3 separate regions of the Mus musculus genome follow, and all the other regions are linked to region 1. A link is a loop called in an ENCODE intact Hi-C map of the cell type or tissue named here. Cell type or tissue: left cerebral cortex. All regions are shown on one strand.

Region 1 (8,000 bases):
GGACTTCTTTTCTTTTCTTTTTTTTTTTAAATTTTCTTTTATTAGATATTTTCTTCATTTACATTTCAAATGCTATCCCAAAGTCCCCTATACCCTCCCCCACCCTTGGACTTGTTTTCTTTTTTTTTAATTCTAATTTTTATTTTCACTTTTTTTGTTTTGTTTTGTTTTTGTTCTTTAAAATAAGAGTCAAGGCAGGGGGCAGACCCAGAAGGACTGGGAAGGGAGTGTGATCGGGCGCGTGATGTGAAATTCCAAGAGAATCAGTTAAAATGTTATGTTGAAAAATGCACAGTATAGAAAAATATAATTAATTATAAAATTAAGTCTATTTTTGCAACATAGATTTAAATATGAAAAATTGGTTGCATTTCATTTCAAAAAATTATTTTTCAAGGATATGTGGAACATACAAATCAGAGTAATTCATATGATGTGAATTATATAAAATATAAGATTTTGAAGCCTGTTAAACGTTATCAAATAATTATTTAAAATTTAAAAAGTAGTAAAACCTGGCCACTATATTGTTTTGTTTGTTTCTGGGAAAGTAAAGTTTAATTTAAAAAGCATACACACAGAACAGCTTTGTATTCACTTTAAGCCTCCCACTGGGTCTCCAACAGGCAAATCTGCTTGCTTTTGAGCTTAGACTACCCAAAGATGCACATGCAGTAGCCTGAGAGCTCATCTGTCCTGCATAGGTGAACACCATGTCCAGCAGACCTCTGAAGGATGATGGGAGGGAAGAGGAATCACCAACCCCGCCTTCAGAATTGACTTTGCTGCTGCTTGGTGTCTGGCTTAGGATGGTCACATGGTGAGCAGCTGGAAGCAACAAAACATGGACCATCGAGTGAGCCTGTTACAGAGAGAAGGTCTGATGGGGAGAGTTCAAGTGGATCTTGGGCCTCAGCAGAAAGTGCACACAAGGCTGACTTTAATCATGTGCTGATGTGCTTGGTCAGGTGATGATCTCTGAACAAGCCAAGGTCCTCCACTCACTAGTCCCATTATGGCCATCAGTCACTCCCTGTCCCCAGCTTTCCCACGGCATCAGTATAAGGGCTAATGTTTATAGTGTGTGAATTCTCACCTCTGCTCATTAAGGCAGACACTGACACATTGGCTTCCCCAGCATCCTTCCCGTGCTCTCTGATCTGTTTTTCTAGAGCATGCTATACCCTGGGCCAGTCTAGGTAGTGAACAGCACAGATGAGATTGTCCTGGGTATTCCTGGAAGCCAGGAAGACCACCAAGTCCCTTCTGCACAGCTCTGGGGTCAAATGGAGAAGTAGGCCAACCTCCAGCCCCTCTCTGCAGCCCCTCTGGCCTTTGGTGTCTAGGAAGTAGAGGTTCTGGATGACCTGACAGCCCTTCATACCATGGTCTGGGTCCAGATGCTGAACATGATGGGAGGGGCCTTGCCTGCCAGGGTGAGGGGAGAAATAAGGTCCCCAAAGCTACCTTGTTCTCTGCTATCCTCTGGGACACTTGAGGAAGGAGCCTAGGAAATGAAATGTCCCAGGGAGAGGAGGTAGGAGTATGTCCCATGTGCTAGTTTCTCTTGGCACATATTTTATTTAATAGATGATGATGGTCATGGTGGTGATGATGATAATGATGATGGTGATGATGATGGTGGTGGTAATAACGGTGGAGGTGGTGGTGGTGAAGAAGAAAAGAAGAAGAGAAGAAGAAGGAGGAGGAGGAGGAGGAGGAGGAGGAGGAGGAGGAGGAGGAGGAGGAGGAGAAGGAGGGGAGGGGAGGGGAGAAGAGATGGAGGAGGGGAGGGAGATGGGGAGGAGGGAGAGGAGGGGGAGGAGGGGAGGAGGAGGGAGAGGAGGGAGATGGGGAGGAGGGAGAGGAGGGAGAGGGGGAGGAGGGAAGGGGGAGGGAGAGGAGTGATATAGGGGAAGTACTTTGGCAGGCTTGAGTATGTCAGAGGGCAACTGTATCCTTCTACCTATCTATGTGAGTCCTGGGGCTTGAACTCGGGTCATCAGGCTTGCATTATTGGACAGCAAGACTCTTTATCTGCTGAACTATCTCCCCATCTTCTTATCACTTCCTGAGCCACATGTCCACATTTCCTCGAAGGGTGTGATCAACACAAGGACAGAACATTTGGAGGGAATCTGGCCACTAGGGGTGGGGGCCCCCTATCATCTGTGATGTGTCCTATCTTGAGAGTAGTGAAGCAGTGGCAACTGTAAGGGACAGGCTCATGTGATGCTATCTCAAGTGAGGCCACCCTCAGTCCCTGGTGAGGCTGCGCCCCACCTGTGCTCTTCTTGATCCCGTGGACAGCCTAGTTTGCTTGGGTGAGGTTCAGAATCCATGTTACTGTAAGTGGATCTCTCTCCTGGGAGATTGGCCTTCCTGGGTGGTGGACCACTTTTTAGGCTTCACACAGATGGTTGTATGCCCCCAGGTCATGTGCTCTGGAAATCCAGCTGCTAATTAGCCATCATGTGGCTGGCTGTGGAGACTTGGAGCTTCAGCAGAGGAGACAGCATCAGGACCCTCTGAGGTAGCTTCTCCAAAGAACTGACCTCTCCCAGGAGGCCCTAGCACCACCTCATCCTTGTTTTTCCTTCACCTTCTTACTCTCAGCCCCATCTTTTCTCTTAAGAGCTAATTTTCTGGAAGCTTCTGGGGTTGGTTAAGCTCATCACCCACTTATTACACCTGTGTATCTTCACAAAAGGTTCTTTCCAATGCTCATCGTCACTGCTGGTATCTGTGTTCCTTGTGGGTCAGGGGAGGCTCATGGAGCGGATGCTAGGGTACGGTGGAAAGAAATACTGATCAAGTGATAATAAAACCCATCTACACACACACACACACACACACACACACACACACACACACACACACACGCTGGTTGCTGTTTGTTTTTTGTTAACTTGACTCAAACCAGAGTCCTCCAGGAGAGAACCTCAGCTGGGGAATTGCTTGGGTTGAAGTAGTCTGTGGACATGACTGTAGGGGCAGTTTCCTGATTTAATATTTCACGTGGGAGAGCTCAGCTCAACATGGTTTGGGCTTGTGGTCCTGGAACGCAAGCTGAACAAGCCATGGAGAGCAAGCCAGTAAGCAGTGTTCCTTCATGTACTGCTTGGGTTCCTGCCCTGACTTCGTCCATGATGGACTGTGATATAGACACGGAAGCCAAATAAACCTGATCCTACCCACGCTGCTGTCACTCATGGTGTTTATCACAGCATCAGAAAACAAACTAGGATCCTGGGTTGATTGCTTTTATCAACACATGAGCTTCCAGCCATGTAGTCTAGGAATGAGCAAGTGCTGAATCCAGTCTCTGCTTGCAGGCAATGTACCTTGGCATGAGTTCTTCTCAGTGAACAGCTCTTTCTAGCTCCAATCTCCTGGTTTAGGGGTTTTGCTTGCTTTGGGTTTTTTGTTTGTTTGTTTGTTTGGGTTTTTGTTTGTTGTTTGTTTGTTTTTCAGACTGAAGATAATCAAAACTACAAACTGCTTTCATTAGCCTGAAGGATAGAGTGAGTGGCTTTAAGATATCAAGCCCCACAAAGAGCCACCGTAACACAGATGAAAGATTTTTCAAAACCTCACAGCAGGGGGCACTATAGACCACCAGTGTTCCTGGAAGCCAGAGCTACTGTGGAACAAGACTTGGGAACTCTGTAGCAGAAGAGGACATCGAGGCCCAGAGAAATGAAGTGTCTGAGGGCAGCCAGTTCATGCAGGGATCTTCTGTGGGTCTCCTCGGCTCAGTTCTGTTTGGGCTAAGAGCCAGCAAGTAGCCTTTGTCTTGCTGGATTATCTTTCTATTTTCTTTTCTTTTTTTCCCCATATTTTTTATTAGATATTTTCTTCATTTCCATTTCAAATGCTATCCCTATACCCTCCCCCCACCCTGCTCCCTTACCCACTCACTCCTACTTCTTGGCCCTGGCGTTCCCCTGTACTGAGGCATATAAAGTTTGCAAGACCAATGGGCCTCTCTTTCCACTGATGGCAAACTAGGCCATCTTCTGCTACAGACATCTGCAGCTAGAGACACGAGCTCTGGGGGTACTTATTAGTTCATATTGTTGTTCCACCTGTAGGGTTGCAGACCCCTTCAGCTCTTGGGTACTTTCTCTAGCTCCTATATTGGGGGCCTTGTGTTCCATCCTATAGATGACTGTGAGCATCCACTTCTGTATTTGCCAGGCACTGGCAAACCAGCAATGGCCTGTGCTGTAAGATCAAGAGTCAACAAATGGGACCTCATAAAATTGCAAAGCTTCTGTAGGGCAAAAGATGCTGTCAATAAGATAAAAAGGCCACCAACAGATTGGGAAATAATTTTTACCAATTCTAAATCTGATAGGGGACTAATATTCAATATATACAAAGAGTTCAAGAAGCTGAACTCCAGAAATTCAAATAACCCCATTAACCATGGGGTACAGAGCTAAACAAAGAATTCTCAACTGAGGAATACCGAAGGGCTGAGAAGCACCTGAAAAAATGTTCAACATCCTTAATCATCAGGGAAATGCAAATCACAACAACCCTGAGATTCCACCTCACACCAGTCAGAATGGCTAGGATCAAAATTCAGGTGACAACAGATTCTGGCAAGAATGTGGAGAAAGAGGAACACTCCTCCATTGCTGGTGGGATTGCAAACTGGATTATCTTTAAACGCAGTCTTCCTGCTGCTTCTGTTTGGATTGTGCTCCTCTGTGACTCCCAGGGGGTTTGGGGAGAAACATCTGAGTTTGTGGCCAGGAGCCAGCACATTTGTTCTCCATAGCTTGGAGGTCCAGCAAGGGCCCCTCTTCTCCCACAAGTGAATATGCTCTCTCTCTCTCTCTCTCTCCCCCCTCCCTTCCTTCTCCCCTTTCTTCTTTTCATTCTTTAATTCAATCTTTCTCTTTTTTTCTGCATTAGCTATTTTTCTTTGTTCTATGGCCAACGTCACTGGCACCTGAGGGAAGAAGGTTTATTTCGGTTGGTGGTTTCAAAAGGATGTCTGCTCATCATGATAGGGAGGGCACCGTGGCAGGAAGGGCTTGGCTAAGGTTCAGGTGGTGTGTATCGGTAGCTTATTCATAGGTGTAGATCAGTAGAGAGAAAGGGCAGGCCAGGGTCAGGACAGCATAACAGTCAAAGGCTCACCCTCGCCGACTTGCTTCCACAGGTCAGAACGAAAGGCTCCATGGCCACAAGTTGAGGACCATTTGTTCAAATGTCAGCCTCTGGTGTTTGAGATTTAAACTTAACATTCTCCTTAGCTGTCAGAGGCCTAGAATACAAACACAAGTTGGCCTATGAGTCCTTTGGAGAGCTGGCTCCATGGCACATCCAGGTGAGGTACCTGTTGCCAGGGCTCATTAGTATAGAGCTCTGACAGCTATCAGCTGCTCCCAGACCAGTGCTTCTCCCGGCTAAGGCCTGCCTCCCACCCTGAGACTGACAGCCTCTCATTTCCCTGCAGCAGAGGCAGAGCTAATCTCTACTGGAGCAGTGCAGTGAAAGCCCAGCCTTGGGACTGAGCAGGCCATCTGCCTGCAAAGCCGCACGTCTTCCTGGCATCGCCCATGCTCCTTCTACAGTTCTTTCTAGGCCTGAGCCTCTGAGCTGTCCAGGTTGGAGACACTCTAGCAAATTCCTTTACAGGGGTCTGCAGGTATGGAGGGGGAAGTCAGTCTAATACAGGAATCTGGGATCCCTGACTGTACTTGCTGACCAGACATGCTTCTCACTAAGCCTAACTTTGTGTCGGATGGAATTAAAATCTGTAAGGTACGAGGGGCCCCACTCTATCCCTCCATACAGTGCATCCTCCTGGGGGCCTAAAGCATAAGATTTAGGGATGGAAGAGATGTGGGACTCTGTCCAGAGCATCAGAGTTACCGGTCAGGGTGCGTTAGGGCTTGGTGGAGACCTCAGTTCTAGTCTTCCATGCAGAGTTCAAGATGGTAGAGAACTTCAGTCCAGAGCTGTCTAGAAGTCAGCTCCATCATCAGGGAGAACACTGTGGTAGTAACAGGCCGTGGAGGATGTAGCTCTGGGTGGAGCTATAGCATAACCCTTGGGCCCAGATTGTGATTGGCTAGGAGGCTGAATGAAGGCCAGGCCTGTTAAGGTATCAATATCATTGGCCCCAGGGGTTGGGTAGAGAGTCAGTGGTAGAGCAGTTGCCTGGCTCATACAAGGTCCTGGGCTGTGTCCTTCACACTGTGAGGAAAAGAAGACAGAGGCAATTAGTGTAGGGAATGGCAGCTGATGCGTGAGAGCTGCTACTGAGAACTACTGAGCCTGAATCCACGATATTTTTCATTTGACAATAAACCTGTGAGCCTCCCAACTTGGCTTCCTGTGTGCAAATCCGAGCAGCTGCTTTCCCTGCAGACGCCGTGCCTGTTTCAAGGGTCCAATCCCTCTCTTTCCTAGGGTCTCCATCTCCAGGAGCTCCTTTCTTCATATTTGTCAATAACATCTGAGTGTCCTGAGATTCTAGTAAGAGATGCCTTGACTGAACAGCAGCAGCCTGTCCTCAGAAAAGCAGTGACACCAGGCAATTCACTCAGCTTTTTCCCTTCCAGACATTCCACCTAGAAATGAAGCTGATCAGAAGGGAATGCCCTCAGGGAATCCATCCTCAGCCACTATCTGTACCTGCCTGGGCTCAGTGTCCTCGGAAATAGCAAGGACACAGGAATGGGACAGAGAGTACCACAGCCTCCTCCTGGGCTCTCTGGAGATACCACTCAGTGTTTTCCAGACTCTGGCCGCCAGGTCAACATGGTCTGGAGGTTTTAGCTCTCCTGCTGTAAGTCTTGTTACCATGATGACGTGATGGCCTTCCTCTTGGGGCGATGGACCTAACCAGGTTCCTACCATGGATCACTAATGCTGGGGAAATGTAGGACCTTCAAAGGGTCTCAGGCCTCAGGAATCTTCCCACATAAGATGCTTTATATAGCCTAGTCCCAGGACCCCTCTGTCGTTGTCACCAACCACCCTGCTCACACCATCAGCTGTCACCCTTCCTTATGACTCTTTCCTTGGCTGTCCAACCTCTTGGAACCTTTATCTGCTTTTCCCAGTGGCTACTTGGAGAGAGGCTATTTGCTGAGGTTTAACCCAAAGCCATATTCATGCCAGGCAAGTGTTTCTTCACTGAGCCACACCTCCAAGTCCCAATAGATACTTAAACTGCTTCTGTGGCTTCCCCAAAGTCTCACTTCTGTGCGTTCCAAGAAATGGCCTTGGCACACACCCCACCCTGGCAGTGCGATGATATGCCTTCGGTTCCCAAATCTGGCTCCACACTTGCTTGTGTTTGCTTCTGTTCTCACTCTAGACAAGGGAATCTTTCTATGTTCAATTTGGCCTTCTACCGGTCCACTTTAGCCCTTCAGTGTGAAATTGAAGCAAGCCAAACAGCAAACTAAGCTCAAACGCACATCACCCTGGCTGGCCGAGAGCTGCGTGCTATCTCACTCCTTGCAGTTACAGTCCCCAGTGGCTTTACAAGTGTTTCTGCAGTCACCACACACACTGGGGTTCTATCCTCCTGCCCTCTGAGGGTGTTTAAAGCTTGGATCCTGGACTCTGCACACATTCCAGCACTCGGTAATATCTTCAAGGGTTCTTCCTCAGCCACTGGCTTATTGCTTGTTTTTGTTTTGTTTTTGTTTTTGTTTTGTTTTCTGCAATGTGGCTGCTGTGTTAGCTATACCTGGTGGATTGCCTATTTTATCATTTTTTCCTCTGGAAAATTTTTCTAGATCTTGGAGGGGCGGGGATGTGTGTGCCCAAATTTTCCAGGACAGACAGGTGACTGTGAAGACTTCTTTCTGCTGGACATTTGGGGATCACAGTGGTCTAACTGGAGCTAAAACTAGGCAAAAGAGGTTTCTCAACTGTTTTGAAGCTCGGGGAGAGCATTCTGTTTCCATGGCCATGGCCTCAGCCACAGTCATGGCCAGGGTCAGGGCCATGGCCACAAGACCTTT
Region 2 (8,000 bases), 220 kb after region 1:
TTCCTTTGCAGAGGCGGCTCAGTGGTGATTGTGGGTTCTGTAGCAGGCTTCACTCGGTTCCCTGTGAGTACCTGTCGCTCCTTCCATCCTACGCCATCCACCCCTCCAACTGCCCAAAGATGTATTTTACCATCATCCTACCAAGTCCTCTCCCACAAAAGAGACACCTTGCTTCCATGAACCCTAACCTACACAAACCACAAGGCGATCTCTGACTGTGACCTTCCCTAACAGGCGGTGCTGTTTTTCAGCGCCCACCCTTGTTGTAGACTAAGAATCTTTCCAAAAGTGACCCTGCAAACTAATAAACAGACTCAACTCTCTTCTTTCCCTAGTCTCTGGGTCCTTACAATGTTAGCAAAACAGCTTTGCTGGGTCTTACTAAGAACTTTGCAGCGGAGTTGGCCCCGAAGAACATTCGAGTGAACTGCTTAGCACCTGGACTCATCAAGACTCGATTCAGCAGTGTGGTGAGAAGGAAAAACATTGTACCCCAAGATCCCTTGAAAGGATGGGGAAGCCCAGACCCAACTACTAAACCCACCCCCCAACTCCATCCCTGCCGCCTATGCTTCCTCATACCCTTGTCCTTACCAGACACCTCCCCTAGGTCAGACTCCCACATACCCCTTTCCTACTGGGCTCTACCAAGTGAAGCAGAGTCAGAAATTCAGGCTGTACCCATATTGTATCCTGTCTCCTAAAGTGGATGAGAACTAAGGAGACCTAACAAGATACCTGTATAAGACTTGAAAGGGTGAAGAAGAGACTGGCAGTGGAGAGGGAAGAGAGTGGAGAAGCAACAAGAGTTGGGAATTTGAACCCTTCCCTAACAGGCTGTAGTGTTCCTCCATTCTCTTTCCGTGCTTTCCCTCTTCCTGCACATGAAAAGATTTCCCTTCTTCCCGCAGTTGTGGGAGGAGAAAGCAAGAGAGGACTTCATAAAAGAAGCCATGCAAATCAGAAGGTAAGCAGGTCAGGGTTAGTGTGGATAGACAGAAAGCTCTCCCCTGACTCTCAGTCCCACAGATAACACAGCATGAGCCTTGTAGATGTCACAGATTCATAGACCCTATCACTCCTATCACCTGACCAAGGACACTGCTTCCAGTACAAAAACCAAAGGCATCAGAGCTGGCCCAAAGCAGAGCCCTTGTCCACTGTCTGCCTCTCTGGCACCTGTGGAGACCAGAACCCAGGAGATCGTGGTGTTTCCCAAGCTCAGCCTGACAATCCCACAACCCAAATAAAATCACTGCGAAGCTGTCCTGAGGCCAGACTGTGCCTGTGCGACTTGCTCTCTTCCCCAGTGGGCTGGCTGAAGCTCGCAGACAGTTTTGCTAGGTCTCCATTGTTCTAGGTCCACTGCCTCTCTCTGCCTTCCGGCTGCTCTAGCTTGACCCCTCAAGGGCAAACGCTGGCAGTGCCTACCTCTTCACTAGTCCAAACACTCCAGACTTCCTCAAGTCCTCCCAAAGTCAAGCTGAGGCTAGGCATGAGCTTTAGGCTCGGTTAACAGTATTGCCATCCTAGGACCCCAGTGAGTCATCTAATCCTAAGCATCTGAATCCCGGCTGCACGTTTGAAGCATCTAGAGGAGCTTTCAGTAGTGCGCCTGCTTACTGCACCCTTCCAGGGTCTCCTCTTTAACTGACCCATGGTAGAATTTATACATCTTTTACCTTTTCTTTTTATTAACCCTTCCGGGTGACTACACTGTGCAGAGAGGTTGGAGAAACACTAGGCCTTTCTGTCCCTCACGCTGACACCCCTAGAACATACAGAACCACGGTACAAACTGTGTGATTTAGCACATCCTTATAAAACAAATGTGTTGATAAGAGGACAAAAAATAGATTGCTGAAGAGGATCTTTACACTGAACCCGTACAAATGAAACGCCTCGGTCATGCCGTTTCCTATCAGCACCGACTCTCTGACACTCAAATAGCATATTTACATGTTGAAATCATTTCTTTTGAAACATCAAATAATTGTTCACCATTTTATCGGCCTGACTTTGCATTCTGGTATCTAAAAACAGTGTTTCTATATTTAAATATAACATGGTTTTGCAAGATACAGTATTTATGCATCTATAAATTATAAGCACCTAATCATAATCACCCTATTTAATAGGCAAAAAAAAAAAAGGTTGTACACTGGTTCTGAGAAAAATCACCTAATTTTTTTTTCAATTTTTAAAATACATATGGGTGTTTTGCCTACATGCGTGTCTGTGTGCCACACATGATCCTGGTGCTCCTGTCCCTGTAGGGCAGAAGAAGGCATCACACACCCCTGGAATTGGAGTTTTGGACCGTTGTGAACTGCCGTGTGTGTGTGTGTGTGTGTGTGTGTGTGTGTGTGTGTGTGTGTGTGTGTGTGTGTGTGTCCTGAAACTTAAACCTGGGTCCTTTGGAAAGCAGCTGGCCAATGCTCCTAACTGCTGAGCCTTCTCACCAGCTCCCACCTGATAATTCTTAAGCAAATTTCATGTCCTGTGAACCAGATGAGAGAGGCTAGCTAACCTATTTGACAATTGCTTTCTCCTTGTCTCCTGTTTCCCAGGCTAGGCAAGCCAGAGGATTGTGCTGGCATAGTTTCCTTCTTATGCTCTGAAGACGCCAGTTACATCAATGGAGAGACCGTAGTAGTGGGGGGAGGAACCCCTTCTCGCCTCTGAGGACCCAGAAACAGCCTACCAGGGCAGGTGTGTGGGGCGGGCTCAGTCCACCTTGCCTCTGTCGCCCTTCGTTGCCACCACCTAACATCTTGTTCACCTCACAAAATCAGTTCTGCCCAGTGATAAGTTCCTGCTTTCCCTGTGGTCGAAGTGTGGTCAGATGAGCATCCTTGCTGTTGCTATGGCCTTGAAAACGGCTTTGGGGAGGGGGCGGGAAGCTGGGGGATAGGTAGTGGGAAAAGGGCTTGCTGAGAAGACTGTGGCTACTTTAGTGAAGATCAAATCCCTCTCATCCTCGCCTCTGGACACTTTGAGGAGAGATAGAAGGGACAGACCTGAACAGAGATAGAAATTAACAATTTACGTATAAGGTACAAATAAAATGAAGATGATCGCGTTGCTCTGAATCAGTGCGTGTTTATTTCTCAATGTGAGGTGCTTAGTGTATCTGAGAAGTCTAAGCAGTGCTGGATCTCTGAATTCTCCCTAGCCCTCCTCCCTATCTCCAAGGCCTGAGCTTGCCGCTCAAGGGTGGTTACGTCTGCCTGCCACGGAGCTGCTTGCCAGCTGTTGGGGGAGGTAGCTCGGGAACTCCCAGGTGCTACTCTTAGCCTCACACCCCCAGGGACGGTGCCAAGGACGCCACGGGGATCCCCGAGACTAGACTAGCGAGCAAAAAAAAAAAAAAAAAAAAAAAAAAAAAGAAGAAGAAGAAGAAGAACTAACTCCCTCCCGCACGTTCGGACAGGTCTTTTTGCAGCATCGTCCTTGATTCAGAGTTCCCTCCAGGGTCAGCAAGGACGAGCTGGACCGTTCCTGAGCTGGAAGGAGTGGGAGGGCGGGGCCATACAAGAATGACCCGGGGAGGGGTACCGAAGCACATAAACAAAGAAATTGAAGAATTCTGCTTCGGGTGGCCGAGGCGTGGGTGGCACGCCAGTAGAAACGCTGCACCCCGCCCCTGAGATAGCTCGGACACCAGGCGCCGCGCTCCGGGCTTCTCACGAGGTAGTCCGCGGGAGGGGTCGTCGCGAGCGCGCGCGGGGTCTCACGCGGCTCGGAAGCTCAGCGCGCATGCTCCATTGGCCAACTCTCCGGGAGGGGCGGGAGACCCAGAGCTCAGTAGCCGGGGGGGAGGAGCGCTCGCGCAGCCGCCCCTGACGGGAGCGGGCTCCGCCGCTACTGCAGCGCTCAGCGCCGGGCCCTGCCGGAGCCGGGACTAGCATGTGCGGCGCCTCTCGGGAGGCGGCGGCGGCGGCGGCTCCTCTGCAGCAGCAGCGGCGGCGGCGGCAGCAGCAGCGGCGGCCGCCATGGCCAAGGCCAGCGTGGAGCTCACCCGCGAGCTGCAAGGTACGAGGTTGCCTTCATCTCCGGACACCGGGTCCGCGAGCATCGAGACCCAGTGCTTTCCTGCGGTACACCCCAGCCCGGCGCCTCCCGCCCCCTCACGCATCCCTCGCTCTTAGGCAGTCCCTTCCTCTGAATCTCTAGACCCAGCTTTGCTTTCCGTGGAGCATCCTTCTCTGCCCCACTCGCCTCACCCTATCAGAACCTTCCTGTCCCGGAGCCGCCCGTCCCGCTCTTTGGTGACAGGAGCAGTTCCCTGGCGCTCTTGGGGGCTGATTCTCAGCGTTCTTGACCCACCCCTCTGCAAAGCATCCAGTCTTCCCTCCGGAGAGTCCCAGCTTTCTCCCACCCTCGCCGGGCGGGGCCAGGCGTTGGGAGCTGCCCCTGGTCCTGACTGCTGCTTATCTCAACACCCTCCCTCCTCCCGGCCCCGCCCCGGAACTGGCCCTAGAGAGGCCCCTAGCGCCTAGGCCAGTGGGGCATAGGAGGGGAGTCCAGGCAGAGGCCCCGACTGAAGCTAAAACCAAAAGCTAGGTTTCTGCGGCTCATTTCCAACAGCCCCCGTCCCAGCCTGCCCCCTTCTCCTCACCCACCATCCACACACATCTCAAGAGCTCTCTGGACCAGTGATTCCCAGATGTTTTTCCTCTAATTACACCCCCCCCCAGACCCTCCAGCCCTGCCACAACCCTGATCCTCAAAGGTAGGAGCACAGGCTAGCCCATGCAGAAAGCAGGACGCTCAAGGATACTCAGAGCTCTATTGCACTCTGGAGATCTCTGACACCTACACATGCACAGTCACGAGATGTTTGTACACACACCTTACAGAAACTGCACACATCTATGCACACCACACCACACCACACACACACACACACACACACACACACACACACACACACACACCACACACACATAATACTTGGATGGGTCTGTCAGAAAACGGATATGGGCTCACTGGAACATTAAACCCTTCTCTCACCCCACCCTCCTCACAAGAACTGTCTGGCACCGGTCCCCTTTCATATGCAAGCCAGCACTCATTCACACTTTCCTATCCCCACAAATGCCATACTCGGTTCCCTGCCATCATCAGAAGACAGGCATGCAGCCATAATAAAAAACAGATTCTCATACCCCAGAGCACCTAGGGTACAGTCAAGGAACATTCCTATCCTGGACTCCCAAACCCCTACAGAGAGGGGGGAGAGGGAGGGAGAGAGAGAGAGAGAGAGAGAGAGAGAGAGAGAGAGAGAGAGACTCACTGCATATGTGTTGATGGTTACTATAGTGCACGGGTGGGTGGGAAAATCCTTCACACCTTCAGAAGTGTAAGACACGTGTTCCCACAGACAGTGCCACTCAGCAACTGTCCCCTGACTCAGGGACACCAGGAGCCAGAGTTTTCTCCCTACTTTCCTCCCATAACAAAGTCACCAAAAAAAGGACCATCTCTGCTCCATACATACCTCCCTGTCTAGTACGTACGTGTCTCTGTTTCTCTCCTCTCATCTGTCTCTCTCTCTGGAGAGCGGAGTCAGGGTGGTAGGGGTAAGAGAAAGTTCTGAGCAGGTCCTACCCATCTGCAGACAGCATCCGGAGGTGCCTGAGCCAGGGGGCTGTGCTCCAGCAACATCGTGTGAAACTGGAGACAAAACCCAAGAAGTTCGAAGACAGAGTGCTGGTGAGAGCATCGGTCCCGGGGGAGGAGAGGAGACAGGCAAGGGAGGTGGGCAAGAGAATCAGCTGGGGTGGTGCTGAGGAGACAAAACCTAAGGGAGAGGGCAGAACCAGGCTGGGTTAGTGTTCAGGGTCTGAAGGTGAGCAGGAGAAATGCAGGGGGTAAGGTATCTTGGGACCAAGCTGAGGAGCTAAAAGACAACAAAGGCCCTATGTCCCAAGAGGCTACACTAAGCTGTTCATGTTCTGCTCTGCAGGCCCTGACTTCCTGGCGTCTCCACCTTTTTCCCCTTAAAGTTCCAGCTAAGGTAAGTCAGGCTCCGGGGGTGGAGAGGGCTTGCCTGGCATACTCCCTTCAAGTCTAGTAACAGGCCCTTACCAGGAGCTGAGCATCCTCCCCACCCCTCCCCACCAGGTGGAAAGCTCATTCAATGTCCTGGAGATCCGTGCCTTCAACACACTCAGTCAGAATCAGGTGAGTACCGGGTCCCAGGCCACCACCGCTGGGCCGCCTGGAAGAAGGAACGGCCGTCTGAGGCTCTACTGATCCCTTCCCCTCAGATCCTGGTGGAGACTGAGCGTGGCACGGTGAGCATGCGGCTGCCATCCGCCGAGAGTGTGGACCAGGTGACACGGCATGTGAGCTCTGCCCTCTCCAAGGTCTGCCCTGGCCCTGGGTGAGTGGCAGACAAGGGGTCTCCCAAAGGATTAGACTAAAGGTAGATTTCTCCTTCCTGTTGATCTGGTCTCCTGGAACGAGAATGCTTGCTCTCTCTGCTCTTCCCTGGAGACTCAAACACCGTGATGCAGGAAGCACTGAGAGTCTCTTTCCACCTTTCTCTGGGACGACTTATTCATATTCCAGGTGTTTGATCCGGCGTGGAAATGCGGACACCCCAGAGGGACCCCGAGACACATCTCCCAACTCGGAAACTTCCACATCTACCACTCACAGTGTGTGTGGTAAGCAGGGGCAGACATGAAAGCATGGGTCTTGGAGCATCTTGCCCCATATCCAGAACCCTCTGGGCATGGATTTTGCCTGAGGGGCCTTTGCCCGTCCTGAGGACGTCAGCCTCCTGGACCATGAGAGGTTTATGGCATGGAAGGATGCTCAGACATTAGCACATGCAATGACCTTGACTGTACCTTGAAGCCCAAGACGATTTCCCATCCCCCTCACCAACATGGCAGCCACCCATCTCCTGCCCTACAGGTGGCTTCTCTGAGACCTACGCTGCCCTGTGTGACTACAATGGACTCCACTGCCGAGAGGAGGTGCAATGGGTGCGTTGGGCAGGGACTTGGCAGGGATAGGTGGGGTCCTCGGGGAGGGGGTCGGGGAGGGGGTTGAGGCAAATGTGAGCCACTTCCACCTCTCCAAGGATGTGGACACCATCTACCATGCTGAGGATAACCGAGAGTTCAATCTTTTGGATTTCAGCCACTTGGAGAGCCGGTAAGCAGATGGGCAGAAACTTAACCCCCAAATCCCCAGACATGGCTTGTCCCTCTCAGGGTTCCTCCTCTGGTCCTACACACAGCCCTTGCTCTGCCCCTGAACTCCTACCACCTAGCTCACCTCCACCCACCCATCTAGCTTTCCCCAGCCCAGCCATCCCATCCTTAGACTCTTCATTCTTGCCCTGGCCACCGGTTCATCTTTTCTTGTCCTATCGGATATCCCCAGAGATCTGGCCCTCATGGTGGCCGCCCTGGCCTACAACCAGTGGTTCACCAAACTCTACTGCAAAGACTTGAGACTGGTAAGGATGACGGCTGGGGAGGCGGGCAGAGTAGTGTCCTTCTTGGCTCTTGATTGCAGGACCCCTCTGTCCCCAGGGCTCAGAAGTGCTAGAACAGGTGCTACATACCCTCAGCAAGTCGGGGAGCCTCGAAGAGCTGGTGCTGGACAATGCTGGGCTTAAGACGTGAGGCCAGGCTCCTCCGTGGGCAGTTGTACCTTCTTCACTAGAGCCATGGCACATCAGAGCATATGAGGCCCTGGGCTGTTTCATCTAGCTCCGCACTTTACAGCAGAGGCTGGTGCTTAGACAGGCACAAAGCAGGCTCAGATCTCAGCCCCCGATGTCACCACAACTTACTCTCCCCCACAATGCACTTCATGTCCCACCAACGTCCAAGCAGGGTGGGCTGCCCCCATCTTAAGAATCCAAAGTGGGGCTTTACCTCAGCACATCCTGCTGAAGTACAGAATGCCCACGGGTATGGAATGCAGGAGGCAGGCCCACCTTCCAGCTCCCACAGACTCCTGAGTGGAAAAAC
Region 3 (8,000 bases), 210 kb after region 1:
CAGTATATATGTATATATGTGGGACAGTGTATAGGTATATACATAGGACAGTATATGTGTATATATATAGGACAGTGTATTTATATATATGTACGACAGTATATGTGTATTGGGGGTTGTCCCAACCACACATCAGCCCTTCCACGTTACCCAGTCCTGACTGCTCTTGATCAGGCATGAGTCAGTGACCATCCAAGGATCCCAACTGCAAGAAAATCCAAGCTCTTCTGAAGCATAGTCATGCCCTGAAGATGGAAGCATGGCTCAGTGTCAAATGTGTCCTCAGGATACGCAGAGGTATCACATCTCGCAACTTCACGTTCTAGCTCCCACTCTAGAGAGCTACTGCTGCACAAGCATGTATCCCCCAAAAGATGCTCTACCCCACCTTCAACAACATCCTTAATGAAGAGAGGAAGTTTGAGACCCCACACTTCTTGGCTTCCTTCTGCCCTTTTTTTCTCTTCACAAATCCCCTCCCTAACATCCCCTGTGCTCTTCCAAAAGAAATAACACTAAAGGCCAATTTTCAACCTTGCCCATATGAAAGGGACACTACACTAGTTTCATGACTATCTTTTCCCTGAATCTTTGTGTCCCTCACCCACTCACCATCCATTTAGATATGCATTTAAGGCCTGTTCCACTAAGCCAGGCTTTGAGAGCAGTCCACCTTAAATCCCTGGGTTCCAGCTGCACACACAGGTGACGGTCTGGGAAAGATTCCCAGGGTGCATTAGCTCCAGACAGTGAGAGAGGAAGAGTGTGGCACTTGCCAGCCTCTTCTCAATAATTCATGAGGCTCAGACTAGGGGGCATTTCCTCAGACATGAGGCAAGCTGTCTTATCAGTATGCACTGAGTAACACAACTTACAACTTCTCAGCTTGAGGAAGCCCCGCCCCCTACCCCACCCCACCCCCCATAGGCCTAGTTCTTGCTTGTTACATCACTGGCTATCCATATCCAGTCCTCAGCACACTTTGTATACTGGACTCCTGCTTTCTGCTTTGTCTTCTTAGCTGATTTATATGTATTTGAAATGTTTGTTTTTGTTATTGTTGTTTGCTGTTGTTGTTTGAGACAGGGTTTCTCTGTATAGCCCAGGCTGTCCTGGCACTCTATCTGTAGATCAGGCTGGCCTCAAACTCACAGAGATCTGCCTGCCTCTGCCTCCTGGGTGCTGGGATTAAAAGCATGCACCACCACGCTAAGCTATGAAATGATTCTCTAGTAAATGCAAATCCTATTAAACATCAAAGCCCAGACCTCTGTTTCATAGACTCACTACTGAGCACACTGCCTAAGGTTGACAAGCTGATGATTTCACAATAAGCAACATTCTCCAAAAACCACCCATCTGGGCTGGGTGTGGGGGCGCACACCTTTAGCCCCAGCACTCAGGAGGCAGAGGTAGGTGAATCTCTGAACTCAAAGTCAGCCTGGTCTACAAAAAAAAAAAAAAAAAAAAAAAATAGTTCCAGCACAGCCAGGGCTACACAGAGAAATCCTGTCTCAAAATAAAGAAATGCATCCACTTTATCATCTTTTCTAAAGGAAAAGACTAACACCAGAAAGAGAGAGAGAGAGAGAGAGAGAGAGAGAGAGAGAGGGAGGGAGGGAGGGAGGGAGGGAGGGAGGGAGGGAGGGAGGAAGGAAGGAAGGAAGGAAGGAAGGAAGGAAGGAAGGAAGGAAGGAAGGAAGGAAGGACAGGAAAACCTAAGCAAGCACAAATTGCAGAGCAAACTACTACTACCTGCTGAGTTAATATTAGAAACTCCCTTTATTGTCTTTATGTCCCTTATGTTGCCTCAGAGTCTGGAAGGTTGCCCAGGGGCCAACACGGCTTTTCTTCCTGGTATATGGGAGCTCCAGGGGTGGACCCAGTTTAGTCACTGGCACTGCTTCTGTTGATGCCTCTCTGTGGTGCATTCTTAAGCCATCAAAGTTCACTAATTCTCCCAGGACCCTGGGAGAGAGATCAGGTCAACCCACTTGGCAGAGATGCAGAGATGAAAGTCTTGGGCTCAGAATCTATAGCTGGTGAGAATTTTATTTATCATCTACTGTACATCCTCGGTTCATAAAGGAAGAGTCTGGCCTATGGCAGTAATAATAACTACTGTTTGGTGAAAATAATCACTCCATACTTAGTCGTTTACAGTTAATCAAGCACTCTCACACATAACAGTTAGTTATTGAGCTAGAATAGATGGGTGGGCATGGAAAATCATAGCGCTCCCCGGTCTCCATATCTCCACCCTGTCTGTGGAAGTGGCTGGGCGACCCTTTGGCATCAGATAGACCCAGGACCTCCATCTTTTCACCCTGGGTATCACAGTGGTCATTTCCTGCCTGTCTGAAGATGAAGTCCTCAGTGGCTCTCAACCTGGCTAATGCTGCAACCCTTTAATTCAGTTCCTCATGTTGTGGCCCCCAGTCATAAAATTATTTTCATTGCTACTTCATAACTAATTTTTGCTACTGTTATGAATCATAATGAAAAAATTTGATATTTCCAATAGTCTTAGGCAAACCCAAAGGGGTTGTGACTCACAGGTTGAGAACCACTGGCAATAGACTTTGTGCCATAGGGAAAGATAGTGTCAGGCCTAGGCCAGCTGTCACAACTTATCACATTTGTCACCTGGCCTCCTCATCCCTCACTACATGGACACTGTGAGGAGCACAAGTGTCACCTCCACAGACAGTCTCAAAACATTCATTCATTTGCCCTTCTTGTATGTGATGTGTGGTGTGTGTGTGTGTGTGTTATTTTCTTACGCAGAGGGTCATCACACAAGGTTCACTCTCTAAATTCCTAACTAAGGTCCTAAGCCTGTCTCCCCAGGGCTTCTCAGCTGTGTAACATATCTTAACTGAAGGTTGGGTCTAGCCTCTATTAGTGGTCTCTGATTCGAGGGTCAGGATCCTTGGCAAGACTCTCCAGACACAGGGCAGATCTGGGTAGCTTCTCTCCAACTGTGCAGAGCAGAGCATTGCCCTTGGTCTCTGCTTTGATACTGTCCAATGGGCATCGTGGGGTGCTAGGACTGTGTCTGGTTATCCTGAGTGAGTGATGTTCTGGTTATCAGTACAGCCATGGGTGTAGTGGGGTTCCTGAATAAGCTATTTTTTACATGTCTAAAGGCATTTTTACTACGCTCATCATGGTGTGTTTCTGGGGCTGGGGGAGTAGGGTATGCACACATGTGCCTATACGAGAGGTCAACGTGGACTGTTTTCTACCACTCCCTATCTTATCTTTTTCTTGAGACGGGGTTTTTCACTGAGCCCGGAGCTCATGGATTGGCAAGACCAGATGACCAAAAGCCTCAACAATCATCTTGTCTGTGTATCTAAAGCTAGGAATACAGCTGTTAGGTGACAAGCCCTGCTTTTTATGTTAATGCTGAAGATCCAAACTCAGGCCAGCATGCTTGCTCAACAACCATTTTACCAAATGAGTTGTCTGTGCAGTCCTGCATACAAACCCAGGCTTTTTATAAAGGAAGAATTATTTGGAGTTTAAGGAAGCAAAACAAAAATAAATAAAATTGCAAAGCTTCCTCTCCAACGACTCTCCTAAGACCCCATCCCAAAAAAAGGTGGACCAGCAGAAGTGGGAGGAGCAGCTGGGGCACAGGAAAAGCTGGGGGTTCTGGTAGAAGAGGTGTGGGGGTCTTGAAGGAAACTTGGACTGAGAATTTGCGGGAGTCCCAAATCAGGCAAAGGGGCGCGGGGCGCCAGCAGGGAGCGCTCGCAACCGCCGCGGCTCCCGCCTAGTCCCGGGCCGTCGCAGAGCCGGTCCTAGAAGAGGGGCAGGCAGTCTGGGAAGTCAGAGCTCTCCCAGCTAGACCAGCCTCCCGCCCTTTGAACAGTCCCCTCCCCTAGCAGAGTTCAACCCAACCCCCTGGCCTGAACTATGCAGAAAGCGGGACGGCTGTTAGGTGGTTGGACTCAAGCGTGGATGTCGGTGAGGATGGCCAGTTCCGGGTTGACTCGTCGAAACCCTCTCTCCAATAAGGTGGCCCTGGTCACAGCCTCCACCGACGGGTGAGTACCAGAGCCAGAGTCTTCATCCAGAAACAAGTACTCTTTAACTCCTGGACTGTTGTCCTCGAGCCTCAGATGCGGCCAAAGGCCACCCCGAGGGAGAAAAAGGAAACCCACATGGTGGACCTGAAATCGCTCCGAATCCCCGACCTGGCCCTGCCACAGGCTAGCCCTTGTATCACTGTTGCCTTCGGCTTTGTGAGAGCTCGGCGCTGCCAGAAGGACCCAGGTCCCGGTGCTTCTGGGCTGCCCCAATCGACAGCTCCACCTAGAGTCTGGGAAGACCAAAACAACCAGTCACGGCTTCAAAGCTCTGCTTGCTGTTCTTGCTCCCTAGGGACCCCTTACCTGGATCCCGTGCCCAGATCTTTACTTCAGTCTGTATATTTGGGCCTCCGTGCCCAGCCTGTCTCACCCACCACTCTCAACTATCCAGTTTTTTAATCCCCACAGGACCTTACTAAATTAAAAAACTCCTTGAAAATCTGTAATGCAGATGTCTATGAAAAGCTAACATCTGGCTATTATAAAATATGTAATTGATATTTACATTTTGAGCCATGCTTTTTTTGGTGAAGGCCCCCCCCAAATATATCAAAAGATAGAATTGTGAGGTTGTAGTGTGGTAAGAGGTATTTGGGGATATGGGCTTCTTCCAGCAAGGCCCCTAAGTCCATGGCAACTGAACACTCATCTATTTCTCTCCCCTCTTTCCCAACTGGACATAGGTACAATAATCGGTCATGAAGGCTGTGGCAGGTGATGTCAGTCCCGGGAACTGGGGTAAAAGACAAGATCATAATAAAATCATCTGAGCTTATCCTTCTGTCCGCACCATTAAAAGCCTACTCTACCTAGTAGAAATGCGTGAAGCTCGAATACAGGGAGAGCGAGGGTCCAGTGCTGAAAGCCTGAAAGCAGAGCCCACGCATGCTCTCGCCCTCTTCTCTGCGGTAGAGGCCTTGACAGTGTGTCACCTTTTACCCTCGTAGGATCGGCTTTGCCATCGCCCGGCGCCTGGCTGAAGATGGGGCCCACGTGGTCGTCAGCAGCCGCAAACAGCAGAATGTGGACCGTGCAGTGGCCACACTACAGGGAGAGGGCCTGAGTGTGACTGGCATCGTGTGCCACGTGGGGAAGGCAGAGGATCGAGAAAAGCTGATAACCACGGTGAGCAGGCAGAATATGGGTGCTGGGCCAAGGCATGGCAGAAGGGAGGCAAGGCAGCCTGTGCCTTCCTGCCTGGTTTCTAGGACTGCATTGGTGAGATACAACCCATGCTGACCCCTGTTAGCATCCTAATGCTCACACCCAAACTCGTCCACCAATATTATTTTAAACATTAATTTCATTATGTTTCATTCTGAGTATGGTAGGGGAGTACTTGTTAGTGTAGGTGGCCATGGGGGCCAGAAGAGAGTCTTGAACCCTCTAAAGCTGGAGTTACAGGTGGCCATAAGCCACCTGATATGGGTGCTGGGGACTGACCTTAGGTCCTTTATGAGAAAAGTACATCCTTTTACCTACTGAGCCATCTCTCCAGACTCTCACCAATACATTTTTATTGTGTACCCTTTTCGGTTATGTCTGCATCCCAAAGTCTAAGTACAACCAGATTCTCCCGGCCAGAGATTCAAAAGTCGCTCTGGTCCTTCAACCTTGCATGATCCCTTAGATACCCTCCCCCCACCCAAAAAAAAAAAAATGCCTGCTCCTGGTTCCCTGGTCTGAGTTAATAAATGCTCTCCTGTTCTTTGGCTCATAGAGCTCGTGGGCACTGGGGAGAGGCAGTTCACTATGTTTCATTTACCTACTACAAGCCATTTCTTGTGTTCAGACCCTTATGTGGGCTTTTTGTTGTTAGTATTGGTTTGTTTTGTTTTAAGGGGGCCAGGAGCTTGTACTGGAGCCAGAGCGGTATGTAATTCATCTTGCAGCCCTGTCTAGCCATGAGCTTGCTCCCCCAGTGCTGGAAATACAAGTGTGGGCTACTCCACCCAGGCAAGGTCTGTTCTCCCTGTATTTACAGAGACTGTATCATCTCATCATCCAGAAAAAAAATACCTGTGATTCAGGACAAGCCAGCAGACCACCAGACACATCCTCCATTTATGTAGTGCCAAGCCTTGGGTGCCCAAATAAACTTTAGTCTAAGCCTGTGTCAGACTTGACACTTGGCACCCATCTCCAGCTGTGTAAGAAAATGTGAATCAAGCTGCAAAGACGGTGTGTCTCCCCCAAGTTTCAGGGTGTGCACTCTTCCCCCAAATCCAAGGGAGGACACCCTCACAGAGAAAGCACAGCCTGAGTGAACACATCAGACAGTTGGCAGAAATAATGTGGGCAGCCTTCTTGAAAGAGGGGGCCTTAACACTTGACTGAAGTGTGACATATAAAATAAGACAATTCCATTATTTATTTTTATTTTATGTATATGAGGGGTTTTTGCTGGCATGTGTGTCTCTACACTGTGTGTCAGAGGGTGGTGCCATATCCCTTGGAACTGGAGTTACAGGTGGTTGTGAACCACCATACAAGTGCTGGCTACCAAACCAGGGTCCCCTGTAAGAGCAGCCAGTGCTTTTAACCACTGAGCCATCTCTCCAGCCCCAAGATAATTTCATTTTTAAAGAACTGTGGACAAAGTCTTAAATGTGCATTGTAAAGGGTCGAATTTGAATCTGAGAAAGTTGCATTGCCTGGCATAGGCTGCTGGAAGAGCCTGGGATTGTAGTGTTTGTCCTGAGAAGTAAAGGTCGATTAGTGACAGCCATTTAACACATGCACACACATGCACACACACATATGCACGCACACACACACATATGTAAGCACACACACACAGATGCACACACACATGCACGTGCACATGCTTATGCACACACACACACACACACACACACACACCAGTGCTGGGGTCAAACCCAGAGCCATGCACAGTTTCATGTCAAAATCCTATAAGGTGTGGAGGGGCTTAGGAAGTGGTTCAGTATTAAATGCCTTGCTCTGCAAGCAAGAGGACTGAGCCTAAAACTCCCACATAAGTCCCAGGTGTATCTGAGGTCTCACCTGTAATTCCAGTCTCAGAAGACAGAGATGGGATACCCAGAGCAAGCTCTGGATTTGACTGACAGATACCGACCCAAAAGAATAAGGTGGAATAGCAGCCAGAGAATACTCCTGACGTCAACCTCAGGCCTCCACACACATGTGCACCCACATATGAACACGCAAATACACAAGAAAAGAAGCAAAGCCTTATTAGGAAAACATGCTCTGGCCCCCAGCAAGTCCACCTAGCTGATCCTGCAGTAGGAAGAGGGCTGCATGGATGGGGTTCAGGGACTTCCACGACCTCCCAAAAGAATGTCAATAGTTGTGAAGCAAATAAAACCCACGTGGAGCTTGGAGCAAGATAAAACTTGTTGTGTCCGGCCAGCAGACCACAACCTGGGTTCTAGCCTGGAAAGGCATTTTGGAAACCTGGAAGAGAAGAGGGGCTAGGTGGCGAGAGAAAAGAATGTAGCCAAGACAGTTACTCTGATCAAGGCTCAAATTTTATTGTTGCGACACTAGTTATGAAGGAAAGGGGAGGGGACCCGATTCCCGCCGAATAATCTCTGGTCCAGTAGAAAGGTGCACGTGTGTGGCTCCGCAGGTTCCAGCAGTGGGCGTGGCAGAACGAATGAGCAGGAAGCTCCACCCCTGAGCAAGCAGGTTTCAGGCTGGGGGAGGGGAGACTACATTTCCTCCCTTTTATTAACAAAATTTAAAAAAAGAAAAAGCTGGCCTGAGGGGGGAAAAATTATCTATGCTCAATAGTTCTGCCTGGAATCTAGGGCTAAAGAAAAAACCTGCTTTCGTGGGATTCCTTAACTTTTCTTATGGTAAACTGTATCTGGCTAAGACTGTCCTTTCTTATCTTAGTAAACAACTAACTGAAAA

What was found. Peaks named below come from ENCODE experiments on the same cell type or tissue, not always from the same donor. Only the 100,000 strongest peaks of a DNase experiment are listed, where the experiment ranks them.
Region 2: a loop joins it to region 1, with 2.7 times the contacts of the local background. A loop is called at or near these places in 2 of 42 quality-filtered maps.
Region 3: a loop joins it to region 1, with 2.3 times the contacts of the local background. A loop is called at or near these places in 2 of 42 quality-filtered maps.

The regions. Positions count from the first base shown.
Region 1 is chr14:55,267,740-55,275,739 of GRCm38, forward strand. No RefSeq gene overlaps it. Among named protein-coding and RNA genes, the nearest start is that of Dhrs2, 50 kb to the left of the region's middle. In left cerebral cortex, a CTCF peak has its summit at 3,603 (motif pointing right); DNase peaks (open chromatin) are centred at 3,602 and 7,259.
Region 2 is chr14:55,487,249-55,495,248 of GRCm38, forward strand. Dhrs4 (dehydrogenase/reductase (SDR family) member 4) reads left to right here. Exons shown (of 8, transcript NM_001037938.2): 5 at 12-63; 6 at 336-470; 7 at 912-967; 8 at 2,571-3,092. The coding sequence ends at 2,685. It overlaps Carmil3 (capping protein regulator and myosin 1 linker 3), which reads left to right and starts at 3,821. Exons shown (of 40, transcript NM_001374104.1): 1 at 3,821-4,035; 2 at 5,624-5,718; 3 at 5,972-6,022; 4 at 6,130-6,189; 5 at 6,276-6,391; 6 at 6,580-6,677; 7 at 6,931-7,001; 8 at 7,100-7,173; 9 at 7,405-7,480; 10 at 7,557-7,645. The coding sequence starts at 3,996. In left cerebral cortex, no CTCF peak of the experiment used is centred here; DNase peaks (open chromatin) are centred at 3,284, 3,793, 4,166, 4,343 and 2 more places; H3K4me3 peaks cover 1,747 bases; H3K27ac peaks cover 1,683 bases.
Region 3 is chr14:55,474,979-55,482,978 of GRCm38, forward strand. It overlaps Dhrs4 (dehydrogenase/reductase (SDR family) member 4), which reads left to right and starts at 3,780. Exons shown (of 8, transcript NM_001037938.2): 1 at 3,780-4,055; 2 at 5,048-5,225. The coding sequence starts at 3,925. In left cerebral cortex, CTCF peaks have their summits at 3,740 (motif pointing right) and 4,327; DNase peaks (open chromatin) are centred at 3,856 and 4,281; H3K4me3 peaks cover 953 bases; H3K27ac peaks cover 582 bases.